Linked DNA regions of Homo sapiens: region 2 is linked to region 1. Evidence: chromatin loops called from intact Hi-C (ENCODE). Cell type or tissue: PC-3. All regions are shown on one strand. Each heading gives the region's core, and the rest is flanking DNA. Links, peaks and the distances in the headings are about the cores only. Region 1 has its middle 110 kb from the start of LINC01956. Region 2 has its middle 170 kb from the start of LINC01956.

Region 1 (15,163 bases), core at 3,651-11,650:
ATGCACCCTGCATAATACCCTCCCCTTGGGCGTGAATGGGACTTGTGAATATGATGGATATCCCTCCCATGATTATATTCTATTACATGGCAGACAAGATTTTGCAAAGCAAATAAGACCCCCTAATCAGTTGATTTTGAATTAATCAAAAGGGATATTATCCCTCGTGGGCCTGACCTAATCAGTTGAGCCCTTAAAAGAGAATCAGAGTAATTCCAAGTGAGAGGGATTCTCCTGCTGACCTTAAAGAAATAAACTGCCTCATGGCAGAGAGAGTCATGGTGCAACTGGTGTCAGGCAGCCTCTGAAAGCTAAAAGCAGCCCCTAATTGACAACCAGCAAGAAAGCAGGGGTCTTAGTCCTACAACTTCAAGAAACTAAATTCTGCCAACTACCAGTGGGCTTGGAAGAAAATCCACAGCCTCAGATGGGACCACAGACACAGAGGACACCTTGATTTCAGCCTGGAGAGATCCTAAGTAGAAAACCTAACTTTGTTGAACCCAGGCTACTAACATAAACAAACTGTGAAATAATAGATCCACTGAGTTTATGGTATACAGCAATAGAATGCTAACACAGGAGGAAAAAGTTCCAGGGTCTCGAGTGCTCAGAATGTTATTGTTAAATGAAAGAAGGAAGGAAATGAGAAAGGAAAAGAGGGATGGAAGGAGAAAGAAAAGGAAGAGAGAGGGAGGGTAGTAAGGGAGGGAGGAAGCGAGGGACGAATGGACAAAAAAAATAATGTTAGTGATTTAGATGACTAAACTAAAGGATAGAGATGTTGAGTGACTTCTTCAATGTGACCCCCTTAGTACAAGGTTATGCTTAGCATCTAGTTTCTTGATATATAGTCTATTGTTTTTCATTTTCTCCAGAACTCCTTTCCAATATTTCTTGAACACCCCACATCACTTAATCATAGTTAAATACCTACTAGGTACGCAACAACAACAAAGAACAACCTGGAAACTACTTAAATTTGTAGCGTCTCTTCATGATCTGTTTACACCTCAGTGTCTGAGTCATACTTCTTGAGCGAGTTAAAATCTTTACCCACGATGGTCACTTAACTGAAAGTCATTGCTTGTAGCAGAAACGCCTGAACCTTATGCTTCTCGACTCTCAGTGGTTACATTACCTCTAGCTGACCCAAAAAGCTTTAGGGTCTCCCCATTCTCCCTCCCTTTCATCTGTTTCTTCAGAAAGCCCTATTGGATGAAGTAACTCTACAAAGGGCCATTCAGAAAAGTCTCCATTTGACAGCCCAATCCAGCATCCCTAGGCCCCAGCATGGTTCTCTGGCCCCAAGGATATTAAATATAACCATGAAGAGGGGTGCTAATTAGCAGTGGGGAGCCCTGCAGCATCCAGCAGCCTCCAGAAAAGTGCTCTTCTGACAACCAATGAAAGGATGACCAGAAAAGTAATGGCATGTTTCCTCATCCATTCAACAAATACCAACATCCAAGTGCCAGACTGTTCTAGGCACTCGGACAGTTGCAATGTAAGTACAAACATAGACTTAATCACATGTCATTGTTGGATAACTGAGGAAGGCAACATCCCTCAGCTCTAGGGTGACAGAGACTTTCTGAGTAATTGATACTGCAGATATGGATCCTGTCGTGCAAATGATGTATTCCAGTTCTTAGCCTCTTTACCTCTCTGTCTCTCTCCCCTCCCCACCTTCTCCTAATGCTCTGCTCTCCAGTGTATTGGCTTTACCTCAAACATGGTAGAAAAATATCACCATCAATTCAAACTTAAGTGACCCCTAATGCCCCAAATTCTAGAAAACAGTCTCTCTTCATATATTCATGCAAATTCCCCCCAAAAAATGATTCTGGTTGGTTAACCTGAGTTATTACGGAAGGCCATACAATAGAAAGCCTTCTACCAAGCCAGAGAGGACAGTCTCAAGAGGAAAGAAGAATTCTGCTATGAGAGGAGCAAGCAAAGAGAGCAGGCCAAAACTACAGAGACCCACGAGTCCCTCTCTGGGCCCCCGCAGCCCAATCTATGGAGTCACCTGTCTGGTTTTCAAAGCATCTCATGGAGCCTACAGCTCTTCTCATTTTATTTGAGTCATTGTAGTCACTGTTGATACCCTGCCCGGTAACCCCTCAACCACTACTGGCCGCTGTGGTACTCAGTTACAGTTGCCCCTTCTCTCTCTCTTTTTTTTTTTTTTTTTTTTGAGACAGTCTCTCACTGTCACCCAGGCTGGAGTGCAGTGGCTGGATCTCGGCTCACTACAAGCTCCACCTCCCGGGTTCATGCCATTCTCCTGGCTCAGCCTCCCGAGTAGCTGGGACTGCAGGCGCCTGCCACCACGCCCAGCTAATTTTTTGTATTTTTAGTAGAGACGGGGTTTCACCGTGTTGGCCAGGATGGTCTCGATCTCCTGACCTCATGATCCACCCGCCTCGGCCTCCCAAAGTGCTAGGATTACAGGCGTGAGCCACAGCGCCCGGCTGCCCCTCCTCTTGACTCTGCCGCTTTTCTTCTCCCTCCTTCCCACAGGGCTTTCTCTGGCACCATAGAGTTTGCTCAGTTGCCCCAAGCATAACTCAAAAGAACAGGGGCTACACTTCACCGCGAAGGGATGGGGTTGGGGGGATAAACGTCTCAGACTCCCAACGTCCTCTGGGTTCCCAGGCAAGATCCCCATGGTGCTAGGGGGTTATCCCATGGACTTGAGCCCCCATCTCTAAAACATTGGTTTTATCTTTTCCCTACTCACTTCTTCCACTTCCTCACTTAAGCTTCCTAAATAACTACATACAACCAAGACATTTTCCTTGGACCTGCTGTTCAGGAAAACTGGTGAGACTAAGAACCTAGACAAACGTCAAAATGCAATAGGAATGTCCCGTTCCAGACCACACTGATGCAGATCCCCTAAATGAAAGAGGGTTTCTTGAGGCATCAGGTGTGTGTCCCATTTCTCTTTAGTTGTTTCCGGTGCCCAGAAAAATAGACATTTAGCAAATACATATTAAAGAGAATCAACTTGCCCAGTGTATGTGTGTCCAGGAGATGTGTCCTCTGGTCTGTGTAGCTATGCTCTGGGTGACAGGAGGTAATTGCTCCTGTCAACAGGGAAAATATTAGAGTATTTTTAACCAAGGATCTTAAAACAGAAACCGAGTTAGGCATGCTTCTCACAGCAAGAAGAAAGATAAAAGGGTATTTAACAGTGATTCAGAGAACATGAGTGGTGGTATCCCACCCCTGCATTCTCCTGAACAAATTAGTGTGGTACCTTTACCACACCATGGGCCAGATTCCTGTTGGGGGGAGCCTAGATAATTAAGTGACCACCAATTTGCAAATATCAGCTTTCACACTGATTCTGAGACCCATGGGTGGTCCATGGCACCATTTGTTTAAGCTAACAATTGTGAGACCATTAAGTTTTCTTGGTTGAGACATTACGAAGCTTAAAGGATTATCGCAAGGAACCTCAGCATTTTAAGGCTGTGGTTTAGGTACCCCCTTTTCACAGAGGGAAGTGGAATCATATTGTTCTTATAGATTTCCCCTCAGGTAAAAATGCCAGAGTACCAGCCAATAAGAGGAGAATGGCTGTTCCTAGACTTGTCACAGTACAGATTGATTATTTGGGAGATTGGGCTTTGTTGAATCCCAGACCCAGAACATTCATGAATCTTCCCTCCCAGTTGGAGGGGTTGTCTTCTCCCCTGAATTCAGAAGGAGAGGACTCCTGTAAGATAAATAGGTGCATGCCTCCACACAATATTTCATACAGGTACATGATTTGGAAAATTAGGTCAGAAGAGGGAGGGAAAATGGTGATTCATTACCAGGGCTGGAGAGAGGCAGGATTACCTCATCAGAAATTCAAAGGTAATCAGTTTTTTCCCAATTGTCATGGTAATGAATCACCAGTGTTAATAAATTGGGAAGTCAGTTACACCTTTGAGTAGCTGGATAAACCAGAGTTACCTGGCATCTGTCTTCATTAGAAAAGAACCAATGAAATGGAGAAGAAAAGGAGGGCACATATAACCCTGATTCCCTTCTTTCCCCCACGGTGAAGAAATTCAACTTTTTACTTAGTATTACCATCATGCCCAAGTCACCGCAAAGTTAAACTAACCCAAATAAGACTTTAAACCTGAAGTCACCCATTCGAGATCTGTCAAAATCCTCTGATGAACAATCAAAGCCAGCTGCAATTTATTTATTTAATGGAGAAACAATAGCAGGAAATAATCCCTGAGCATCGCTTAGCACAGGAGGAGGTCTTTATTAGAATAGATTTTTTTTCTTTCCCAAGCAAATGGAAACCAAGAATGGAAAAAGATCCGGTCCCCTCTCCTCCCCCACCCCTCTGAATCTTGAAGGTTTAGCCTCAGCTGGTCACGTCAGAAAATCCAAGCTCAATGGTTCAAAGTGGTCAGGGGCAGAGCTCACTGTGACATTTTACGACTCAATGAGGCATCCATGGGGTCTCCAGCTCCAGGAGATAAATCAGCTCAAACTCCATCTGCCTTCAAGACAGACAAATCTTCAGTCATGGAGTCGTCAGTAATCCAAACATAACTTGGAATGCGGTTACAACTCTTTATTGCTTTTAGGCACCCCCCGCCCAAAAAAAACTGAGACGAATTCTGATCTATATGATTTGATAATGGCATTTGACAAGTTCTCATTTATTCGAGGGGTGGGGGCTAAAAAGTTTTTTGTCTGATCATTTTGTCAAAATCCTGCAAGTCATTTTCATTTCTCTCTCTTGGGCAAGATTAAAAAGCAAACCCTCATGCGTTCTGTCATATGATCTTGGAGCTGAGAGTTCGAAACATTTCAACAGTAATTTAATATAGGGGATTTAAGGAGTGTGTATGAAAGACAGAGAGAGAGAGAGAGAGAGAGAATGAGCCCTGGGATGACGGGAAGGGTTACCTAATAGGAGATAAGATGAATAGCAAACCTGTTACTGCCAAGCAGCTCATTTCCACAGGGGAGAGGAGCTGTGTTTGACATCTTCCACAGCCTCACAAGAAAAACCTGCAGTAGGAGGCCAGACCTGGAAGAAGGGTCCCAAGCCCCTCCCTGCTCCAGCTATTCTGCTCCCCCTTCCCACAGGCACGCTGCACAGATGGGGCCTCAAGAGGCTCCTCTGACCTGAGAGGCTCAAGGCAAATTCATCATTCACTCAAGTGCCAGTCCCCAGTTTAAGATCAAGAGGGGAGATACTGACTTCAGGCCTCTGTGGCAACTTTAATTCTAGCCCTCTCCGCTAACCTTTCCTCCAGGACACAGGCACCCATGTACGCACACACACACATACACACACACACATACACACACACACATGTCTTCCTGCCCTACCCTTTCTCATGCCACCATCCCTTCTACTTCCTTCCTGGGCTCTTCTTTTCTTTCTGCTACCCCAGACCCAAACCTGAGGATAGGTGAGAAGATCTGTAGGGTGATGGGCCATTCCAATTCCTTTCCGTCACCCTACAACAGCTCCTGTCAGAGCCCTGAGAGGTCCCTGCAGGTTTTGTGGGTTTTGTTTCAGGAAGAGGAAACTGAGGGAAGGAGTAAGTGCCAGGCTATTGGGCAGCAAGAAGTCCAGCCCCAGTAAAGATTATACTCTGGGCCAGGAGAGAAGGCATACACCCTTTTCAATTACCTAAGTCAAAGAAAAAAGGACTGATCCATGGCTCCTTCCTCTATCTCTAGGTCAGAAGGCATTCAAGCCATTCTAAAAATGCCTCCACCCTCATCATTTTTCTGAGGGTTAAACACATGGCCAGACAAACATCAAGACATGTTTGCACACATGCACGCACTCACACACAAGGCTCAGCGACCTTTTTTCTGTTTCTTTTAAGTCTTCCCATCTGAAAACTATTCCCGTTGTCCAACCCATTGCTAGGCATTATACCATTCCCCTTCATTTTGTCTCTAGCAAGAAAACCACGATTATGCATTATGCAAAAATCTTTTAGCTCATTGGTGAGTGTGGCTGGGATATGGGATCTCAGCACAGGAAATACTGATTCCCACTCAGAGAGATAAGGGCTCGGGGCACACTTGGGCCACTCTGCCCTATTGAGCCACTAGAATCAACCTTTTCCAACTTCTTTGTGAAAATCTCTATGTCTACAAAAATGGTCACCTTATCCTCCTTCAGTTTTCTCTTCTTCATGAGTTTCTCACAGATATTTAACAATTCAACTTACCCAATATTTATCTGAAACTTTCAGGCATTGGTTTTGGCCTGCCAATACCTCTCTTCTCTGCACACTTCTTAGGTTTCCTCTGTTTTTCTCAAGGAGTCACCCTGCCCAGGCTGGCAGTTTGGAATGGAATACCCACCCCAGTTTCCAGGAAAGGAGCACATGACCCAGACAGAAGCCAATCAATGGATTCTGTTTCCTGGAGGTAGTAACTGATGCAGGGACGGGACCAGTGCCCCTCCTGCTGGTCCTGAAGTTGGGGAGATGTGATGTCCGGAGCCCAGTCAGCCACCTCTGAAGCCAAGGGAGAGCCCAGCCTGGGTGGGAATGGAGCCGACAGGGATGAGAGGGGAACTGAGAGATGGGGATGAGAAAGCCAGGTTCTGGCGACATTATTTGAGCTCCCATAGGCAGCAACTATAAGTGTTCTTTATACCTCAAGGATATGTGCCAATACATTCCCTTTTGGCTTACACACATCTGAGTCAGATCTTCTGTTCCTGACACAAACCCCTAAGCCCACCTATTGCACATAGGTAAAAATGAGTCACCCTCGCACAGCCCCAAACTCCTCCCAAAGTTCCACCCTCTCCAGTATCTTTCTGTGAGGCCCCAAGGAAATTACTAGTGTTCTGGTGTTTCTACTTTAGTCCAGCACACTTCCTGGACCTCCACCACCAGTCCCTCCAGGATACCAACTTGAAGGCTCCCGGCGGGCCCAGGCCCTCTGCTGCCCAACAGAGGCTCCCTGAGCTGGTGTCCTGATGTCCTGCTTCCCCTTCCACTGCACTCATTTCTGTCCTGCAGGTAGAGAAATGCCTACCCTTATCTGCCTTCTGCTTTTCTGGAAAAGTCCCTCAACAGAGTTCCATGAACCCCGGGTGCTTCTCAGTTGTACTTATCACCTTGTTCCTCACTGGCTCGGCGCACTCCCTGACTGATAGATAAGGTTCCAACTGTGGGTTCGGGCCAAAACCACTTCCCAGACCTACAATGTGTCCCGAACGTAGGAAAGTACCAAGATCCCTTGAGGTTGCAAGGCTCTTGGCAAGATCTTGGGAAATACTGGCAGATTAAACTGAAGATAACTAAGTATAATTTTGCAGTAACTTTGAAATCATTTGGGGTTAGAGCCTAGTTAGTCCAAATGGTGGTAGAGCCAATGTTTTAATAAAAAGTCATGGCAGAAAGTCAAAGTGCTAAAAATTATACTTATTTAACTTTCTGCAAACTGAACCAATGACGATTATTACTGGATGTCAACAATTCAGCATCTTGGTTCAACTTAAGGAAACCCAATGTCCTGCAGAAGTATGCTTTGGAACTTCTGGCCTAGAATAAAGCAGGGGAACTGAGGTCCACCAAAATACAAATTATACAACATGAAAAAATGAAGTGAAAAAAGCAAGTTGCAGAGTGAGGCAGGGAATAATCCCAGGTCTACAGTAAAAAAAAAAAAAATCTTTGTGTGTTTGCATATGTCTCTGAGCTTTGAGAAAGATACAAAAGGATATATGCAAAAAGGTAACGCTGCCTGCTTCAAAACAGTCATTGAATTTTATTTTTATTTACTGTTTCTTTTATATTTACTCAAGTTTCTTTTGTGTGACCTCATTCCATAATAATGTATTACTTTAAGTGTTTAGGAGAGCAATAAAATGGAAAAGTACAAAAATAAAGTATATCCTGCAGGTTAAAACAACCCATCAAACTTGTGAGTCACTGTTCCTTAAACAAGTGAACTTTTACAGTAATAGGCAATAGCAGCGAGAAGGAGAAAAGGAGGACCCCCGGGAGCCAGGGAGACTATCTGTGCACTGAGGTGGGGTGTGGGGGTGCAGAGGAGACAACTGCAGGTCAGAAGCAGCTAAGAGAGGACTACTTGGGGCTTCAGAAAGGAGATGCCTTACAGGGACAGTGGTCCCTGAGGACCAGGGCAGTTGCCTGCTTATAGACAGCTAGGCTTAAAGCTGGGGGTGATGACCTGGGACCAGAGCAAAAAGAAGATAAAGAAATCATCCAGGAGAAAGAATGCCACCAAGCCTCTGCCGTGGCCAAGCCAACTCAGGATGGAGGGAGGGAGGCTCTTCGGGCAGCATGCCTGGAATTCGTGCCAGCCAAGCCATTCTGTGGGAGGAATTAGAATAAGGAATTTAAGTTTGCCGAAGTCAGTCATTTTGTGCTGCTATGACTTCTTTGTTTGTTTCCTTTTTGTTTTGCTATTGCATCTTAGTAAAGCTTCTTTTGGACAATTCCAGCCTTCCTCAGAGCTAAGCTGAGAAGCAATGGATTTCTATTCACACAAAGCTGAGTAGCTGGAGATAGAACAAGGTGTCTTATTTGAGACCACCAGATTTGGAGAGTGGCAGGTGTAAGAAAGAACAAAGCATCTAAAATCAAGCCAGGGAAAGCAAGTTCAATGTTCAAGGTCAGACGGCTAAGGCCCAGGTACAGTTGGCATCGCGCAGAGGCAGGTCCATCCATATGGAAAGGGATGGAGCTGGGGGAATATCTGGGGTTGCCTCTAGTGGCCACCAGGCTTGCGGTTTGTCAGGAGTATAAGAACCTTAAAGAAATAAAGTGGGGAAAAATGCCAGAGAAGAGGAAGTAATTTCCCTTACAGATCAGTGCAGGGCCCTTGCACACATCCAGCCTGGATGTCCCCCAGCCCCGCCCTCCAGCTCACACTCCCTTGGATGGCCTAGCATAGTGCTGAGTGCAGAGTCCTGTCTGTAGAACGCAGAGTCCTGTGTTCACTGTGGCAGTGACTGCAAAGGACTCTGTTGAGGCCTAAAGGTCCATGAGCCTCGTCAGGGCCTGCTGTTTGGAAGAGGGGAGAGTGGGAAGGAAGTAGGAACAGGCCACACTCCAGGTCCTCAGCTCACTCCTACCTGAATGAATTGTCATATTTTCCCATTTCACATGCTGAGCTTCCATGTCGGCTTCCATTTGGATGAAGGTCTCTGGATAAAATACATTTGGAAACCTCTGCTCTTCAGCTGTGATCTGGACAGTTGGCCCTCTGAGGCTCAGCTGAGAAAGGACATCAGATTTAGGCTTTACCCTAATGTGGAAGTGGAGGTGAAGGAGCCAGGAGGAAGAAAGCAAGATGTCAGGAAGGCGTGTCAAGCTGAAAGCAGGATGTTTAAGCTAGAAGAGGAAGCAGGAACCTTCATAAATTTTGGGAGGCCCAGAAGAAAGTGATCAGAGACCAATATAAGGAGCCCATGAATTGAAGGCCAAATGATCAGCAATCGAGCCTGGGAATCTGGCCCTGGTTCCTTTTTGCATGCTGTCATGTGTGTGGTTGAACCTGCAACATACTCTCTGTGAGATGAGCATCATGGGACTTAGGTTCAAATCCTGATTCTGCCATGTACTGGCTATGCTACCTTTGATAAGTCACAACCTCTCTGAACCTCTATTACCATCTGTGAAAATAGACATAATAAGAGAAATCATGCAGAGCTATTGTGAAGACAAAACTCAACAGCATGCAAGGAACTACCTAGAGGAGTGCTCAGTCAATAAATGTTAGTTTCTCTTTTCTTCCCCTCCCATTTTTATGATGTAGACAAGAGACCAGTCCACCAGGCCATCTCTGGCTTCAGCAGATCATTGAGTTCTTCTGTTCAGAATCTCATTTTGGAAAACCGAGAAATGTCCTGGGGTTATATCAGATTTTACCAAAGCAGATCCCAAAGACAGGACTGCAGGCCAGAACACAGGATACCGGGGGCTCCAGGAAGCAGGGGTCAGGCTAGGGAAAGCCACCCTGGCCCAGCCTCTCCAGCAGTCCCTTCAGAGAGACCTCCCCTTCAAGAGCAGGAAACCCAGAGCTGGGATCTGGACTCAACCCCTGAACCCCAGGGACACCCATACACAACCAGGCAGCTCAGCCCCATCTGAAATCTGCTTGCTTTTCAGTGTCATGCTTCCCATTCATCCTCATAAAAGACTCCAAACAGCTTCCGGTGACTGGGTCCAAAGCAGCCCAGGTGTTCCATGAACATCTAATCAAGTTCACCATCTTTCCAAGATGACAAATGGGATTTTCATGTTGGAGTCTCCATCTGTGATCTTCTCTAGGTGTTGGATTATGAACGGGTTTTTGTTTTCTTCTTTAGCTATGTCTGTACTTTGCACATTGTTGTTGTTGCTGTTGTTGTTGTTGTTGTTGTTAATAAGTGAGTGCTTTTTGAGATTGGTAGCAGGGGTGGTAGGGAGAGTTAAAAAAATTGGACTTATCCTTAAGATTCTCTTGAGAGGTCTTCATCCTCTGGTTCACTTCTCTCACTTGACTATTTCTCCAGGCTCTAAGTCCTCAAGGGCAGTAACTGTGTCTTTTCAGTCAAGAAATATTTAGTGAGCACCAACCATTCTGAGACCAGCTCAAAATATGAAGATGCACTGGGCATTCCAGTAGCCCACAATGGTTTCCCTGTGGCCAAGCCCTGTAAGCTCCTGGATGTCAGAGCTTGCATCTAATACATCTCTGAGCCCCAGGTACCACACACAGCACCTGGTGAACAGTGAATCATCTATAAACTTCACCGAATGAATGGGTGAGTGAGTGGATAAACAAATGAATTACAAATAGACTGGAATCCCCCACAATATCAACAGCACTTACACAGTGGGGAAAAATCAAGAACTTGAATATTTATTGGGAAAGGGCATCCTTTTTTTTTTTTCTAGACAGTATCTGGAAAGGATTTTACATGTCATTCTTCTCTTTTCTTATCATAGTCATTCACCTCCTGGTGAAACCAAGTAACAGAAGAGCTTGTCCCAGCCACAGAGATATCCCTAAATCTGAAAAGACTTTGGAATTCTGGGGCAGCAGATGAGACCTATATCCACAGAATATAAGGGCTGATGATGCTCTGATGGCATTGATTTCTTTGCTGTGGCTGGTGGGCTGGGTTCACACTGACCCCACAGGGGCACTAAGGAAGCTAGTCCTTTGCTTACTTTGATTTATATATGCCCTGAAGATTTTGCTGGTACTATGTCTACAAGGAAGTAGACATAACCTGGACCAAGTGTTATCTCAATAGTTCAACCTCACTTCTGCCCCCACAGAGGTAAAAAAGAGGGAAAGAGAGAGAGAAAGAGGGAGAGAGAGGGGAAGGAAAGAAGGAAGGAAATCATAGTCTGATTAATAAGATAATGATGGATGTCACGTCCATCTCCTCTAAGGCTGTTGGTAAGGTCAACAGGAGAAAGTAGAGTGTTGATAATTAGAAATAGGTTTGTCTCCATTTCTGCAGAAACCGTAGAGAAAATGAAGTTGTCAGTTGATGCAATACAACAACAAAAAACCCAAATGATGGGGGATCACTATGCTTAACCTCCAGATGAACCCCCTGGAATACAAGAAGGATGTTTGAACATGATAGAGAAAACCCAGCTTTCAGATAGTCAGTGGTCAAGTGAAGGGAAAGCAATTTGAAAAAGTGAAAATCTAGAACACAATGAGTGAAAACATGAGTCCTCATGTCTTAGAAATTGAGCCATCTGGATTTGGGTCCTGGCCCTGACACATGGAAACTATAAAGTCTTGGGTAATTATGAAATCTCTCAAAGCCTCAGTGTTGTCTATGAAATACAGTTGAGGCAGTTCACTTTTCTTCTTATTCTTCCCCTTGTTATCTCTTCCTTTCTTTTCCTGAATAATTCACTTGAAAAACCCTAAATAGAACTGAACAAGGCCCATGGTAGGCTGAATAACAACTCCCACAAAGATGTTCACACTCTAATCCTCACACCAGTGAATATGTTACCTTACTCCATGTACAATAGACTGTGCAGATGTGATCAAGCTAAGGAACATGAAATGGAGAGACTATGGTGGATTATTTGGGTGGGCCCGGTGTAATCACAAAGGTCTTTATAAAAGGGAGGCAGAAGAATCAGATACATAGACAGAAGATATGAGGACAGAAGTAGTGGTCAGAAAAGAGAGAAAGTGCCACACTACCAGCTCTGAAAATGGAGAAAGAAACCATGAACCAAGGAATGGGTACAGCCTCTAAAAGCTAGAAAAGCAAATAAATGGGTTCTCACCTAGAACCTACAGGACTGCAACCCTGCAGGCCCATTCTAGACTTCTGACTTTCAGGCTGTAGGATCATAAATGTGTGTTGTTTTAGTCCACTAAGCTTGTGGTAGTTAGTTACAACAATCACAGAAAACTAATTTATTGTCCTTAAAGGAGGGGCTTGAGCTGTGTGAAGAAGACATTCTCATGAAGGGGAGGCGGCTTCAGTGGCCCCCTATGAAGTGTTGGAGTCTGAGAGGGCTGAGGATGGCATCAGTGCAGGGGAAGCGCACGGTGCAGAAGCCAGAGCTCAAGTGTGGATGAGAGTGTCCATACTCTGGGGTGAAAACAAGGAAACAGCAATGACAGGAGATAGGTTGCATAGAGAAGGATGTATTTAATACTTTAAGGGTAACTGGAGAGAGATTTCCCACTGTCCAAGAAGGTGTTAAATGCAAATTGGAGGTGAACTCATGGTCTGCAAAAATAAATATACATATATTCTCAAAGTTCTGTCTACTTAGAGGCCAGAAGAGCACAATAATAATGAGCACACATACACCCTCAATCTTGGCTTCTAAATACCATTCTCTATTGAAAACAAGCAGTGCTCCTTAGAGAAATTACTGACTTCAGTACTGGGGCAGGAAAAAAATGAGCCTGGAACATCCCTTTCTGCCATAAACTAAAAAATTACTCAGAGATTGATGTGGTCTGCCATGATCTGAATGTGTCCCCCCAAAATTTATATGTTGAAACTTAATCCTCACTGTGGTGGTATTAAGAGGTGGGGCATCTGGGGGGTAATTTGGGGGCCTTTAGGAACAATAACCTTATAAAATAGGCCCGATGGAGCTTGTTTTCCCCTTCCACCATGTGAGGGTACAGATAGAAGACGCCATCTGAGGAGCCAACAGCAAGCTCTCACCAGACACCAAATCTGCTGGTACCTTGATCTTGGACTTCCCAGCCTTCAGAACTGTGAGCAATAAATTTCTATTTTTTATAAACTACCCAGTCTAAAGTATTTTGTTATAGCAACCCTAACAGACCAAGACAGGTCACATCAAAGGACACAGAAGGCAGATTGAAGGTGTTCCCAATAGCCAAATTTAGGATAATTTGAGCATAGGGGGAAAAATGAAAGGAAACTATTCGATAAAATAAAAATGTATGAGTTTATACTCTATAAATAAATGAATGAATACATCAAAATTTTGATGAGGAATGGAATAATTATATACACTTAATGTCTCCACAAAATACATATTAACCACAAAAGGCAAACATGTAAAGTGGAGAAATTTGGCAGATACTGTCTCAATCAAGTGATCAAAGTTAACATCACCAGTGACAGGATTATTTTATATTGTACCTCTCTGATAGGATGTCATGAAAATTATGCAAGCAGCATTACTTCTGTGATATTCCTGCCAAAGCAGTATAACTAAAGAAGCATCCAGCAAGCCCAAATTGTAGGTCATTCCACAAAATAATGGACTGCACACTTCAAAAGGATCAAGACCATGAAAGTCAAGGGAAGACTGAGGACTAAAAAGACATGACAACTCAATGCCACTGTGCTTCTGGGCTGAGTCCTTTTGCCATAAGACAGCTGTCAAACTTAAATGGGGTTTGAGGATTCAATAGCAATGACACAATAATGTGAGTTCTTTCATCTGGATTGTTGTCCCACTGGAATGGGGCTGCCACCATGAACAGTCATTGACTGGGAACAGCATGGCCTCTACAAAAACAAGATGGGAGATTCCAAAGGGTAGCATTTAGGGCCTGTCCTCAATTATTTTCTCAGCAGCAGGAGAGTCAAGGGTACATTTTCAAGGCCTTCACACACCAACATGCAAAAACTTTCCCCTCCCTCCCCAAAAATGACTGGAAGTTTAAATGATTATTTTAACATTATAAAATGTATGTTAAAATCTCAAGTCAAAATTACTCTTTAAGTAATGAGAGCTGTATATGTCATTATGTATGTGTGTGTATACACATATATATATACACATACAAAAGTTGTACAGAGATCATCTAATTAGCACAGCAATGCTAAGCATTTCTCCCAAAAGTTGGAGCCATGAGTAAACCCAAGCATACCACCATTTATTGGAAAAATTAGAAAAAAAAGTTAAAAATTTAACTTCAGAAAATTAACTTTACCCTGTCTTCAGCTCTTTTGCCTTTTCCTCTTGCATATTTGGGAAGCATGATGTCACCTCCAGCTCTCACTGGTTCTGCTGGTGACATCAGTTGCCCTTCCAGACTTGTCCTCAGAAGCAGGTTCTTCATCTTGAAAGAGATTCACTCTGCAACCAAGACCATGTCCATTGCTCTGGCTTCTTTCCAAGGAGGCATCTGTACTGTCTGAGGGCTCCACCATCTCTCACCTTGAGTGTTGTTGCATCAGCTTTCTACCTAGTCCTTTTAGCTCCAGTCTTACTTTCATTCCAATCTGTTCTCTACTTTACAGGTAGGATAGTGCTCTGAAATGCAAGTCTAATCATGCCATTTTCCTGCTTAACACTTGTCAGTGACTCCCTATTGCCTAAGCAAGTGTTCTTAGCCCGGGCTTCAGAAGATAGGAGAGTCCCATCAGATTACAGTCATAATTTTGTGTGCATAAGGAAACATGCAGTTTTCTTAAGAGAAGGTCCATAAATTTCATCAGATTTGAAGAGTCCGTTGGGAAAAGGCTGAGAACTCCTGGCCTCTGGATTAAGTCCAAGCTCACCATTTACTTCCTCCTTGTAATTTTTTGCTCTAATAATTCCAAAGTACTTACAATCCCCCACTTCCACCATGCTGTTTCTAAATCTCCATGCTTCTTGTTCTTTCTGCCTGGAATGCCCTTCCCTCATTTCTTTTCCTGGTGATCTCTTATTCATCC
Region 2 (15,163 bases), core at 4,024-12,023, 54 kb before region 1:
ACCTGTGATCTTTGGGCATGGTTACCAGGAAGCTCTTGAAGGACCAACTGTCTCAAGGCCCTGAGTATACACTTGCATAGAAAATTAATATATATTCATCAAGGCCTCTTGCCTTGTTCAGTAGCCAACTTGATGGACTTCATGTCAACCGCCATTGGTGTCTGTGTGGTTCCCTTCAGTTCTGCCTGAATTTCCTTTACATGGCTCGGAGAAAATTATAACGAGGGGTTGATATTTTCCACAAGCCTATACTGATAAGAGCAAGTGGTCTAGTCTGACAGCAATAAAGCCAAATGACTGCTAAGGCCCGGCAGGTAACATAAAAAGTGAAGCAAGCCTAGTGTATTCTTTTGATACAGTCTTGTGCTGCCTGGATATGAAACACACAGGAATTTTCTTCACTTCCCCAAAGAAATATGCCCTCTTCCTTTCCTTTTCTCTTTGTTTTGGAAACTTATGACGTTCTTGGCCAACCTTTCATTTTTCTGCTTTTGCTATAAAAAGAAATTTCACTCAACTTTTAACTCAATTTAAGAATAAAAACAAAATAGTTCAAACAATGATAAATTGCAACTGACATTTGCCTCAGTGCAGGGGCTCAGTAGGGAATTGTGGGGACTGTGGAGAAGTGGGGAATGCAGGTCCCACACACAGCAGCAGCCCTGACTCAGCGCCAGCCAGTAGGTGCCAAGTGGTAACACAGGCCCCCAGTGGCCATATCTGATTTTTCAAGAGAAGCCAGAAACCTGGATATTTATGTGAAATCTCCTAATTTTCAAGTGTCGCCAAGTAATTCAAAATCTTTTTAAAACATAGTGTAAGTCAGAATTCTGTGATCTAAACAGAACATATCTACAGACTAAGTCTGGCTCATGGGCCACCAATTTGCAATCATGTCTAGTTCCAGACTAACATCATCTACCTAGCAGGGAAAAAAAAGAGGAAAAAAAAAAAGAGGAAAAGAAATTAATATTTTTTTCAATAGTTACTATATTCCTGGAACTTCATCTCTTTTCCCTCATTTAATCATCCCAACAGCCTAAGAAGTAGTATTAACCTCATTTGCACAACTGAAGAAACAGAAATTAAAGTGATTTGCTCAAGATAACTCAATGAGAAGCTTCCAAACTGAAAGAAGTTGTTAACTTCTTGTTCCCTAAACATATTTTCATTCCTGTGCTTCCTGTTCTCTCCCAGTCTGGGAGACCTTGCCCAGCTCCCTGACGTCTAAGACCTTCCCTAATCAGCCCAGCCCTCACCTGCCTGCTCATATCTCCTGGGTGCTCACTCCCTGGATGCATTCTTAGCAATCAGAAACCGAGCATGTCTTTCGCATGTCTTCCAAGGCAGGCAAGAACTATGACCAATGTTTTTGAACCCTCAGCATGAATCACGAGCACCTTCATTTAATACAGGCACAAAATATGTTTGCTGGTTGTAATATACATCCCTTGGCTTGCCCACTCTCCTCCCACCCCACTCCTTTTTGTGTGAGTTCTCTTCATATCCTTCATCTTCTTTCATTTGAATAGTTTGCATCAATTCTTTATTATAATGCTGATTAAAGAACCCATAGAACATGAGAACAGGTGCTGAGGAAAAACAGCTTAGAGACCAGCCCTTAAAAGCCTTCATTGGCTCCACAGGAACCAGCGGCCCAGAGGAAGTCAGGGTTGGTTCAAGGTTACTGAAGACTGAAGTCACAGTACTAGAAGGAGAACCCAGTCTTACAGACAGACTGAAAATGAGAAGTGTCATCTCAGCAGGTTTATACTTTCTGGGGCCCTCTTACTCCAACTTTTTGATCTTTCCCAGAATAGCTTTATTCCTTTTCTCTTCGGCACAGTGAAATTATTTTTGGCCAGACTTGTTAGACCCCATTCAAACAAAATGGCTTCAAGCTGGGAGAAGCTCCTTCTCTCCTTCTCCAGATTAGGTTGCCAGCTGACCACACCTACCTGAGGGAACCTCTAGCATCCACTTTTGCATCTCATTAAGAGGAGCAAATATAGTAACAACCAGGATCTTGCACATTCCTGAAGCAACTTATTAGTAACAAAGCATTTTCACATCCCTTATTTTGTTTGACATTTACAGTAGCCTGATAATAACCAAGCAGATGTCATTATGGCCATTTTACAGATGAGGAAACTGTGAACCATAGAGGTTAAGTGATTTACCTACATCATAAGGCAACACTAACACTTGAGCATAATCTTCTGAACCTTTAAGTGGTTTCCTCTTGGGATTTTTTTTTATTTCACAATAATTTTTATTCTTCTGATTTGAAAAGTTTTACCTCTCTATGGTATAAGATCGGGAAAATATAAAAATGTTGAAAGAAGAAAATAAATGATGGTTGTACTCTTAAAACTCAAGATAATTATGATTAACATGCTGGTGTATTTTCTTATTTATTGTCTGTGTATATTTTTTAACACAGAATATTAAAAAGTATTTAATGGTATGAATCAGGAGAATGCCATTTATATGTAATTGCATTATTATTATTATCATTTATTTATTTAGAAATGGAGTCTCACTCACTCTATTGCCCAGTCTGGAATGTAGTGGCACGATTAAGGCTCACTGCAACTTCCGCCTCCCAGGCTCAAGCGATTCTCCTGCCTCAGCTTCCTGAGTAGCTAAGACTACAGGCATGTGCCCCATGCCCAGCTAATTTTTGTATTTTTTAGTAGAGACGAGGTTTCATCACATTGCCAGCCTGGTCTTGAACTCCTGACCTCAAGTGATCCATACTCCCCGGCCTTTCAAAGTACTGAGATTACATGCAGGAGCCAACACACACAGCCTAGTTTGTATTATTTTTACACTTAACGTTATGTCAAGAGAATTTACTGTCATGAAATACCCATTGAAAAAATAATTCTTAATAATTGCAAACATTTCATCCAACATAAGAGCCATCCCCTACTTTGACATATTTTTCCCATACTTCAATTAAAAATCATATTATGATAAACATCCTTATAGCTACATTTTGCTCCAGATTTCTGAATGGAATAAACAGTGAAATTTTTCCTTAGGATGTGTAGTGAACCAAGCAATTAATCAAGAAGAATTCCAGGACAACAAACTTGAGCATTTCATAAGTGCCAGATGCTGGGTTCATGGGGACCAAAAGCTATGGGCACCATTTTCTGAAGGGCTTTTGCAATAAACTATTTCCCAAATTGTATCACTCCCTACTGCCCCTACCTTAGTCCAAGGGACTCCTACCGTTGTTTCCTAACTGGTCTTCTGTCCCTAGCCTCCTCGGTCCCAAATTTAAAAGTAAGTTCTGGCACATAGCAAGCATTCAATAAATGTCCCTTCCACACACATTTTTATCTCTCACCCTGTAGACCTGTTGGTGCTCATAAATATGTTCCAAATGTTTTCCTTTGTCCAATTAGGCTGGAAGTTCCCTGACACAGATCTCCCAGTCTGTCTCTCTCTGCAGCCCATCACAGCTTCCAGCAAAGACCTCTTCCTTTGGGAAGAGGGATTTTATGGAGTTCTAGAAGAACTGATTATATACATTTAGAAAGGAGTCAAGACCTAAACCAATAATCAAGCCAATCTCCAAGGGAAACGCTACTCAGAGAACCTTAGAAATGGCTATGGCTTAAGCCAGAGTTGTCATCAAATTTAGAAAATATATTAAAAACACAGTTTTAAAACCATCATCCTTTTATTCAGGGATAAGCATCTCACCCCATCTTCTGCCCTTTTGCTGATTTTTCAGCTTTGAAAGAGACCACCCAAGTTGTAAAGTCTCCAGCAGCAGTCTGATCAGTTCTGGTTTAGGGTGGCTCCCAGTAATCAGTTTGAACAGAATCCTCAAACTACATTCATTTCCATGTCTTCTTTAAAGGGAAAACAAAACAAAAAAAAAGTGAAAATACAATGTCAAAGAATGCTCCCAGTGGCAAGGCACAAGACATCTGCACTGTTCCACTACCCTATGGGGCAACCCTTAAGCCCTGCTCCCTTCCTGGTATTCTAAGGTATCTTTCTTAGAAGGAAATCTGTCCTTACTCTTATGTTGTTATTCCCTGCATCAGATATTCCACCACCCCAGCAGCAAGAGCTCTGTGACATGATAATGATGATAGTTTATTTATGGTTCACATCTACTTTCTCATTGGATCCTTACAACAAGGTAGCTAGAGCAAGCATTATTATACCTGTAAAGTGCAGACGCAAATACTGAGGTTCAGAATATGTTAGCAGCTTGGCCAAAGCCTTGGAGTTAGGAAGAGGTTCAGTCAGACTCTACCCAGCCAATGGGCACTTTGGTGTAAACGTGACGCATCCTGGTTGGCGGGGGGCCACCACCTCTTTTTCCTTGCCTCAAGCTTTGCCCCTCTAACTGGTGAAGAATCATGTCTCTCACTGGCCCTTGTGGAGAAGCCACATGGACAACCAGGGTAAATCTCTCAAGATCTTTGAAGGCAAAAATATTAGTCATTCCAGGAGTTGGCATTGTAGACCTCACTCCCTTCCAGGCAGCCCCTGCAGAGTTGAGGGGCTCCCTGGATACCTGCTGCACTGCAATCCACATCATCATCTCATCCTGAGACTTTTCTTCAAAATATCCCAACTGGTGCTCTGTTTCTCATCATAACTCCCTCCAATCCTTCTTCCAACCAAGTTATCTTTGTTTTATCTCCTCACTCTCCTATTTTAAATCTTCAGTGGAGCTCCATCCCCTGCATGAGGAGGTAGACACCTTAGGCTCGCATTAAAAGCCATCTGCATTGTGCCCCTTCCCTATAGGCCACTCCATCCCCACACTTTCCATACATGGACTGTGATGCTGCTCTTTCTTCACCCTAAACCCTCCTCACATACTGTTCCTTAAGGCTTCTGAGCCTTTCTCAAGTCCTACTCCCTTCCTGGAATTTCAAACCTCTGCACCTTCAAAACCTGCTTTAAGCTCTACCTCTTCCATTCATATCCTCTAAGTGAACCAGACTTCCCCAGCTTCTGCACACTCTGATGTCCTGAGGAACTGGTCCACTGCTCCACTCACATCACCTCTGAACTATAAGCTGCTATTTACTATAATGAGGATCTTGTGTCTGTGTGACTCCCCAGTTTGCTAACAAATTCCTTGAAGACCAACACTATGCCTTAAAGACCAAGCAGCTTACCGCCAAGTACAGAACAAGTGTTCAAAAGTCCTCACTGGATATGTAGATATGCAGATTGAGGCTAGGACAGCAGGTATGAAATAGGGAGACTGGAATAGAGTCACACAATGTGGTTAATGATAAGGCCTTGGGGAACTCTCTTTCTCCTTCCTGAGCTCATGCTACTCATTTATAAAATGAAGAGATTAGACAAGATAACCTCAAATGCTTCTTCAAACTCTATGAATCACCAAATATGTGGGATAGATGGGAAATTTTCAACTGTGAGACCAAAATAATTTTGAAGGCCTTAGTAATTATATTGAAGAACTGCTTTTTCACCAAATGTTGACCATGCCTCCTGCAAATCCACTGATTTTTTTTTTTATTAAGCCCACCAGACTCAATGGCCATAATGAGATCCACACACTTGTCAGGTGCTGAAGGCATTTGGCCTTTGGCCTTCATCTCACCAGCCCCCAGCACATGGGAGTGGGCCACGACTTTCACACACGTGTTCCCTCTTACCTAATCTTTTAAAAGGAAACACAGCATTATAAAATTTAGAGAGAGGCAGGAAGGGAGAAGACAGGGGGTGGAGAAAACAGAACTTGAGAAATAATTTTCCAACCAAGAAAATAATATCAAATACATGGGTCGTTAAACTGAAAAGCCATTCTGAATCTGGAGGACTATTTTCTTGAATGTCTGGGATGTAGCGGTTATAACATGCATACTCCACTTCTATCTGAACATAAATAAAAGGTTTATAAGTGAAGCATATTTGTCAGGCACCAAAACAGTGATAATTAAATTCATGGGGCATGTATGCATTACAAAAAAACCAGAATCGCAGCAGCTTGAGATCTTATAAAGTAGCTGATTATCATCAAAACTATAATTACTCACGAGCCCAAGGAATGTACTCCAGGCCTCCTCAGACTTGTCTAGTATCAGACAAGAGAGCACCATAATTATATTTCATATTTTGAGCCAACCCTAAAAATGTATGTACAGAGGGAAATGACACAACTCTCTGTGCCCTCTGAGGTAAATGCAGATACTAAAACTTGTCTTAGAGGAAAACAGTAAATCTTTATTGATCTAAAACTTTTTAAAAATCAGGAAAATATTCACAGATGTCAAAGTTTCATTAAGTTTTAACTTAATGAAAAGGTGAGTGAAATTATAAGTGAGAAAAGTATGTTATTTAAGATGCAAATTATAGTAATAAAATTAGGTAGGTAGATGGTGAAAGACTCAACTCCCATCATTACAGAATATAGGACAATTTCATCACAAACATAAAAGTTTTATCAATTGGAGTCTATAAATTTTGCAAAGAATTTTAATTCAACTATTTCTCTTGATTCCAATAATATCTGAGCAGTAAGCAAAGCAACCTTATTTAACCGCCCATAAACCTGAAATCATAAGAGGTAAAGTGACTTACCCAAGATCACACAGTTGCTTAACAATGGGGTTGCTACTAAAGTCTGAGCTCTCTGTGATCAAACATCTATCTTACTCTCCCACTTCACCCTCTGGGGTTGAAGCCATGTTGATTGATTTCTTGCTTCTGTAAGCTCTTGGCTAGAAAAAGCTAATACATTTATATGGGATTTGGATCCAGCACAAATTTTTTAGTGTCTACCTAAGCAGTCTAAAAAAGCACTTTCACCTACTTAATCTGTGGAATATCAAAACTCTAAAAACTTCCCATGAAGATTAATTAATTTTTTTCTAGCGTCACATGTCTAAAACCTCAAAATGCCATTGCAGTGATCTGTAATAATAAAGTACCACAATAATTAAATCTTTAAAATCACTCCAACATGGGATTCCTAAGTCTGAACCACAGTTCTGCCACTCGTTAGCCATATGACCTTAGGCAAATGATTTAACTTCTCCAAGGCTCAGTTTTCTAACCCTAAAAATGGGACAATACCTATTCATCCAGCACGCAAGAAATTTCTTGTTGCACGGTAAGGGATCAACAATTGTTAGTTTTCTCCCTTCCCTTGCTCAAGTCTTTTTAAAATTTCATTTGTTAAAATAATGATTGTTTTTCTAGGATCATTGTGCTCAAAAACCACTCGACTATTGCATTAATTGATTTTTTATTCAGAATCTTCCTGTGATACTATCCATTCATTCACAAATATTTATGTGCAGCCACTGTTCTGAGTACTGGTCATATGGTGGTGAACAAAACAAACAAAGCTTTGGTCATCAGAGAGCTTCCATTCAACAAACTGGACAACTTCTTGGCTTTGGTCAGTATTTCCACATGTGGAGGGTAAGCAACTTCACTGGTAAAAGCCAGAAGACTCATCCTGTGACTTGGCCTTACCAGACGCTCTCTGGTCCACTCACTTTCTCCAAGGCAAAGATCAGATCCCTGGGAGGCATGCTCCCTGATGCACAGAAAGGTAGCAAGCGCCTGCCGTGGACTCCTTTGCGGCCACTATAGCAATCTGACTCTGCTCCAGGGGACTTGGTCGCTGGGGTCAAGTTCTTATCCAGTCCCATACGGTACCCCCACCAACAATGGGGGGGACTTGGAGGTGACTTGGTGTCCCTGACAGCTTGCCCCAAAGTTGGGTTTATCCTAAGTGTGGTTCTGAGTCAGCTCTCCTGACTTTTCCTAAATGACAGATGCATTTCCAGCAAATGAGAGGTGGTGACAAATTACATCACCTCAAAAGCCCCGACTTATGCCAGCATCCTCTCCCTTCCCTCTCTGCCACAGGGCTTACTTCCAAGTGGCCTTTATGAGCTAAAACAAAACAAAAAGCCAGCCAAGTCTGCCAAAGTTGTGTGGCCTCCCATGCCCCTTAGGTCTGTCCATATTCTAAGACCTGGCCTGGAGTCCCTGGGGATGCCCAGCATCAAGCAGGTTACAGCAGGGGACAAGCCACGAAAGCATCTGTGTGGCAGCATGATCAGGCCCATTTTTTCCTTTTTTTTTCCCTTCTCAGTGGCTCCTAACCAAATCATTCTCTAGGTTTGAAAGGGCTCTGCAGGAATGCAGAGAAAAGGACGGTGACTCAGAAGATGGTGACCGCGTCATCTGCTTTGCATTGTCGAGTACATTTTTCACATGTTACTGGGTGAAGTTAGCAATAAAGGGCACCAAATGCTAGAAATAGAACAAAAAGAGATAAAGAAAGGGGAAAAAAAAAGAAAAAATTCTTATTTCCTCCAGAGAAATCTGTCTTGATTCAGGACCACTGGTGTTATAGGAAAAATCATTTTGCTTTTGAACAGCTCTTTCTGACTCACTTGTTGGAAAGAATGTGCTGAACAAATAACCCCCTTCTCCCCCCAAACAGCTTTGCTGAAATCCGAATGCTCTAAGTTCTCCTTGTTGACTTGTGAAAGAGATCTCTCTATATTCATTTGGGCTCTGTGCACGTCACATGATACCAATACATTCCAAATGCTAAGATACAAGATTACTACTTAACCATAGAACAAACCAACAGGAATTTTAATCAAGACAATATCCAATAATGAATAAAGATGGAATGTTTTGGAAGGATTCCAGAATACACATTTGGGAATTTTTAATCTTGCTCGTCTTTGAATCTAGCAAAAATACTTTAAACTTTTCTGACTATGCCATTTTAGGCTGCATCCAGAAACCAGCTACTATCTAAGGTATTAAAGCGTTTCATCTGCACAGACATTGAATTTCCAAATCTATTTCAATAATTGATACCAGATTAACTGAAATATGAATCAACAGACAACTTTCTTTAAAGACATTCTATAAGCTGAGTTATTTTATGATATAAAAGATGAAAAGAAATCAAGATAATAGTGATCATTATGTGGCAAGAATATTTCTATATTTTAGGATTTGTTTTATTTTAATGTTTGTATTCAGACCAGGTTTATTTGTAATAGTTTATCACATTGCTTCATTAAGCCATACTCAGCTATTGGTGGCCAAACATTTAGCATGAGTTTGAAGGTTATCTGAATCATCACTAAATGTAAAGGAAGCTCTTTTATAACAATAATTAAAATCAGCTGTAACTTACCCAAAATGAGAATTTTGGCATATTTTAACTGGTTTTGAAAGAGTTATGGCTGTAAGAAGGCAGTGGCCTAGTAATGAGTTTACAAGTTTAGGATACTGAGGCTCTTTTTCCTGATGGGTGGGGATTTTCCACACCCACCCTGACAGCTACCACCAAATGGAACCAAGACAATTCCCCTTCCACAAGGCTGCTTTGAGCACTGGTGTTTGGGTCTTTGAAAGGGACCAAGCTATGGCTGGAAAAAAGATGCTAAAAGTGGAACATAGATTAAACGTGACACGTTACACTATAGGAAAGGTATTTGTGAAGACCATGCAGTAGATCAAAGACTCCACTGCACTTATTTTTGTCTTCACACACCTACTAAACCTGTATTTCTGCTGATTAGTGAAATTCTAGCTCTTTGACAATCCCAGGACCCTAAATTGATATATCATCCAGCAGCATTAAAATGTTGGTTTTGCATGATTAAAAGTGTGGGTGCACAATTTCACTGGGAGGAATGAGAGTCGTGAGCCATTTAAAGTAAATCAAGACTAAACAAGGAAAATGAGAAAAATGGCCTGTGCAATTGCCCGGTTAGTCATCTCAGTATCCCAGCTGAAGGGGAGATTAGAACTAAGGTCTGAGCTGGGGATATTTCCCAGGGGTGGATGCTAGTTTTAGGGCAGATTCTCTGGCATACTCTGATTAAGCCACTAATTTGGGTCAGAAGGAGGGAAACAGAGCTAGTAATGCATTTCTGAGTCCATCTCAAGAGAGTAATTGATCAATGTCTGCTTTATTTCTTTTTCACTTTATGTATTTGTTTTCCAAAAAAAAAAAGGGAATTATTTTCAAATCATTTTGAATATTACAGATTTTATCTGGGTATCCTAACCAAGAATTCCAGATAGAATCTAGTATATACAGTGAAAGTTAAAACACTGAATAACTGTAAGCCAGAGAACAAACTCATCCCAGAAAAGATTTTACAGTATTCCCAGAGAATAGGAGACGCTAATAGAGTTATATATGTTTTAAGAGGTAGATACAATCACGTGTGCACAATATAAAACAGAAGGTTTTTAATGATTGAAAAAGGAGGGGAAAAAACGCTATTTGGTAGTAGCTTGGTGAACTTTGGCTGAACTTCTCTGTTTGGCAGGCTCTGGTGCGGACAGTCTAGGATGAGGCATTAGGGCTCGCATCTGAGAAGTTGACATCAAGCAGACAGCAAGACATGATATCTTATTTTCCTGAGCCATGCTGACACAAATTGAACTCCCTTATTATTTTCTTATGCCTGTAAAGTTGCACTTGGAATTTAAGCATTTTGTGTGCAGATGTTGAGGGCCGGGTTGGTTTAATTTAAATAATTTGCAGATTGTTTAGTAGCACTCCAAAGACGGCAGTGTTCTTCATCTGAGTTCAATTTTATGAGCTTTGGTTTCTGATCTTCTGCAAGGTAAAACTGGAGCTTTAAAAAACCCCAGTGCTCTAAAGACCCTGCTGCTGCTGCTGTTGCTGCTGCTGCTGGCTTTGTCATTGGAAGAAAATGAAGACCCGGCAATGTTGTCTCTAATTTGCTCAACTTTTTACTTTCCCTGGTTCTTTACTTTGGAAAAAACAAAGTGCCTTAGGAAGAATTGGATGGGGGCTGGGAGGATGCACTGAGATGGTAAAGCATCAAAATCAAAAATCAGAAATAATGAGGACTGACTTGTTATAAAATACTTGTTCCCGTCTCTCTGACTATAGAATCACTTGGTTTCCAATTTTTTCCGGGCCATAGCAATTATGCATTTGCACTGTTTATGCAGCCCCTTCTCCATCAGACATTTCTTTCACTGATGTTTACTTACCCACTTTTTCTAAAGATTATATGTGACCTCCCTGGAGCCCAGGCATAGATGCATGATTGTATTCCCATTTATATACGAGTCAATTGCCTTCATTCTCCAGCGTAGGATTTGTTTGCCCAGCTAGGCCCCACATACTAAACAAAATGAGGGAATGCTTCTTGGAAGAAAGTAAGATGTCAGTGTACATTACAACCCCCCTGGGGTAAATGGAGAGCATTCATAAAGACTAAAGAAATATGCTTTATAATGAAATGTACCTCATATAATTTATGACCCAATACTCAGAGATGAGTTTTTCTCTTTGGGAATGTATGTCTGTATGTGAGAGAGAAGACAGTCTGTGATTATATAAAATTCTTAATAATAATCTGGGGAAAATATGTTCTTTCTAGTTTGGGCAATGACCAAAAGTGATTTGCAATGACCTCTATGAGTTCCCAAAGAGGATGTGAAGTTCTCCCCTTTGTCCACTGCGGTCATAGTGCTGGGTGTGGTCATGGCTTTGACCTTAGACACAGAGAAATCTCTCTCCCACACAAAGGGGAGGGGAGAGTGGGATATGCAGAAAGAGGTGAATGGTATGTTGGCGTGGGGCTGGGGAGTGCGGGTACATGTGTTAGAGGGGAGAGATCCATTCTTCCCTTCCAGCTGCAGTTGTCTCTGAGCTCTGGTCCCTAAACCAGCCCTCAGCTGTGATGGACTAAATTGCAAGAGAAAAAGACCCACAGTTGGAGTTGAAAGTAGTGAGGTGTCAGCACAGAGTCTCTATTTCTCCCTTGTGATGGACAAGTAAGAGTGGCTCTGACCAAATTCTTTTTTCTCTAGAAAACACCAATAAAACATGTTTTTGCATTAACTACCATATTGAAAATTCTCACAGAGGCCTCAATTTTGACCTTTTGAATAAGAATTGAGGTAACTTTCCTACCAATGCAGCTAATGTGGCAGGAATTACAGTTTATCATAAGGTTTTAGAGTTGGAAGTGATCATAGCAATAATCTAGGCTGAGCCCCTCATCGTTCAGATAAGAAACTGACATGTGAGGAGGAAACATGACTCAGCCAAGGTCACATGGCTTGTTAGTCGAAGGGTAAAGCCCAGAGGCCAGGGCTTCTGATACCCTGCCCAGTCCTCCTTCCTTTCCTGCTTCACCCAAGATGACCATTGCGAAAAAGGAGGGACAGAGGTCTCCATGCTGTACCAGGAAAGAAAGTCCAGAGATTGCTAACCCAGCTTGACAAGTGAATTGATCTGTAAGTCCTCTTTCTTGCCACATCCAACCCAGAAAAACTCAAACAAAGCCCCACCTGGCCAGAACACTGAGGTAAGGTGAAGGACTCACACACCTGGGGGCATCACTAGGGCACAGCTCCAGCTCTTCTCTCCCACTAAGTCACCTTAAGTCTTAGCCTGGGTTCTCCAGAAAGGTGAGCCTAGGGGAAGGCTTGCCGGCTATTACTTTACCAAGACTGCAACCCAAGGGATCAGGAGTGGAGGAATATGGAGACAAAATTGGGAAAGTAGACACAGTCCATATGTAGGTGTATCACTAAGAAGAAGGGGCCGATTGATGCTTTGCTCTGTCCATGGGACTGCGACCCCTAGAAGTCACATAGGCTGGTCTCCAGACTATCTCTAATGCGGGAAGCGAGGACAAATGTATCCACTGGACCTCACCTTCCTTAGATGGAAAACTTGCTTCTGCACTCTGGTTTGTGCGTGTGTGGTCATGAGCACAGAGCATGAGCACTGATGTTGTTCCCAAGAAAATATCAATAGGGAAGACTGGCACTGCACTCGAGAGGTGAGAACCACCTGTCAGGGACCAGACGCTACTGACCCTTACAAGGCTGGACCAAGAAGAAGGCGAGGCCCAGAGGCTCAGAAGGGATGCAAAAGAGGTGTGTGACATACCCTGGGAAGTGAATTCTGCCCTTTAACATGCCCTCTCACTATAAATGTAGATGAAGACATCGACAAAGACATGGATGTAGACAGGTGAAAAGGAAATAATTCCCCAGAGAGAAAGTTTATAAAAGAACACAATTCAACCCTCTCTGTGTGTTCATCAGTCCTATATGTTCAGTTAATACCAAATAAATGCTAGTTGAATAAAAGAATAAGTGCCAACTTGTAGATTAGATGACTCCATAATGAAAAGTAAGCCAAAGCAAATTAAGTCACAAACACAATATGCTGTATAAATGGTTTTGTTGCAAAGGACATCAACAGACACTTTTTAAAAGAAGACACGTGGCCAACAATCATATGAAAAAAAGCTCAACATCACTGATCATTAGAGAATTGCAAATCAAAACCACAATGAGATACCATCTCATAGCAGTCAGAACAGCTATTATTAAAAAGTCAAAAAAAAAAAAAACCTGATTCTGGCAAGGTTGTGGAGAAAAAGGAACACTTATACACTGTTTCTGGGAGTGTAAATTAGTTCAACCACTGTGGAAGACAGTGTGGCGATTCCTCAAAAACCTAAAGACAGAAATACCATTCAACCCAGCAATCCCATTACCCAAAGGAATATAAATCATTCTATTATAAAGACACGTGCACATATATGTTCACTGCAGCACTATTCACAATAGCACAGACATGGAATCAACTTAAATGCAGATCAATGATAGACTGGATAAAGAAAATGTGGTACATATACACCACGGAATACTATGCAGCCATAAAAGAAAATCAGATCATATCCTTTGCAAGGACATGGATGGAGGTGGAGGCTATTATTCTTAGCAAACTAATGCAGGAACAGAAAACCAAATACCACATGTTCTCACTTATAAGCGGGAGCTGAATTATGAGAATACATGGACACATATAGGGGAACAACACACACTGGGGCCTACCAGAGGGTGGAGATTGGAAGGAGGGAGAGGATCAGGAAAAATAGCTAACGGGTACTAGGCTTAATACCTGGGAGATGAAACAATCTGTACAACACACTCCCGTGGCACAAATTTACCCATGTAACAAACCTGCACATGTACCCCTGAACTTAAAATAAGTTAAAAAAAAAGTGATTTTGTTTTGCTCCATCCTTTACTTTTACTTTTTTAAAAAAAATAGCTTTGATGGCCGATTTTTAAAAAACCTTTCAATTACATCCATGATGGCCAATGTTTTGACATCATATAAATCCCCTCATCCCTTGTCAAGTGCTAAAGTTCAAAGTGATTGATACAACTGATGTCACCAACATCCCGCAAGGAAAAAGAAATCATTAAACAACTTTTATCCCAATACCAGAAACTCCCCCAGCAGAATCTCTCCAGCTTATCCTTCAGCCTTCAAAGTACCTCTACTTTGACCTTAGTAAGAGAATCTTGAGTTTGATTTGCTTTACTGGTGAGGATTCTGTAAGCAATTATGTATGAGAGAAAAGTTCTCCAGCTCAAAAATACTTGAAAACCACAACGCCAGCTGATTGCTAGATTGCTATTGTCTCACCCTCTCTAATAACCTAAGATTTCAATAAGATAGTTATCAGGAATGGGAAACCAAGACAATTACGTGATCTCCAAAGGATGTATCCATGGAGGCATGACTACTTTAGAAAAATTTCTGTTGGTTCGGGGATGGCAGAACCATATGGCTATTTGGAACAGATTGCTAACTTCCAGGACTATGATCAAGGGGGATCACTGTGTTCTCCCCAACATCTTTCTTGGGTGCTTCAATTAGAGACAGAAACCCAGAGTGTGAGAGCTGAGATGGCCTTTTAAAGATGCCATGTCATTTAACTTTGTGGTATGAATTGAATTGTGTCCTCTCCAGAGATATATTGGAGTCCTCACTCCCATTATCTCAGAATGTGACCTCACTTACAAACAGGGTCTTTACAGAGGTAATCATGTTAAAATGAAGTTACTGGGGTGAGCTATAACCCACATGACTAGTGTCCTTATAAAAGAGATTTGGACACAGAGACATGCATGCTGGGAGAAAGCCATGTGATGATGAAGGCAGCATGAGGCAACATATTTACAAGCCAAGGAACACCAAGCCATCAGCAGCTAGGCCAGAGGCATGGAACAGATTCTCCACCACAGCCCACAGAAGGAATCAGCCCTACTGTCACCCTAATCTCAGACTTGTAGCCTCCAGAAC

Evidence for each region. Hi-C counts contacts between places; a loop is a spot of excess contacts. Peaks named below come from ENCODE experiments on the same cell type or tissue, not always from the same donor. Only the 100,000 strongest peaks of a DNase experiment are listed, where the experiment ranks them.
Region 2: it touches region 1 in a loop (5-fold over the local background); 3 of 110 quality-filtered maps call a loop at or near these places.

What each region holds. Positions count from the first base shown.
Region 1 is chr2:118,715,265-118,730,427 of GRCh38, forward strand. No RefSeq gene overlaps it. Among named protein-coding and RNA genes, the nearest start is that of LINC01956, 110 kb to the right of the region's middle. In PC-3, for the core only: no CTCF peak of the experiment used is centred there; DNase peaks (open chromatin) are centred at 6,747, 7,897 and 8,327; H3K4me3 peaks cover 2,176 bases; H3K27ac peaks cover 3,448 bases.
Region 2 is chr2:118,660,691-118,675,853 of GRCh38, forward strand. No RefSeq gene overlaps it. Among named protein-coding and RNA genes, the nearest start is that of LINC01956, 170 kb to the right of the region's middle. In PC-3, for the core only: no CTCF peak of the experiment used is centred there; DNase peaks (open chromatin) are centred at 7,881, 8,181 and 8,491; H3K4me3 peaks cover 1,353 bases; H3K27ac peaks cover 2,041 bases.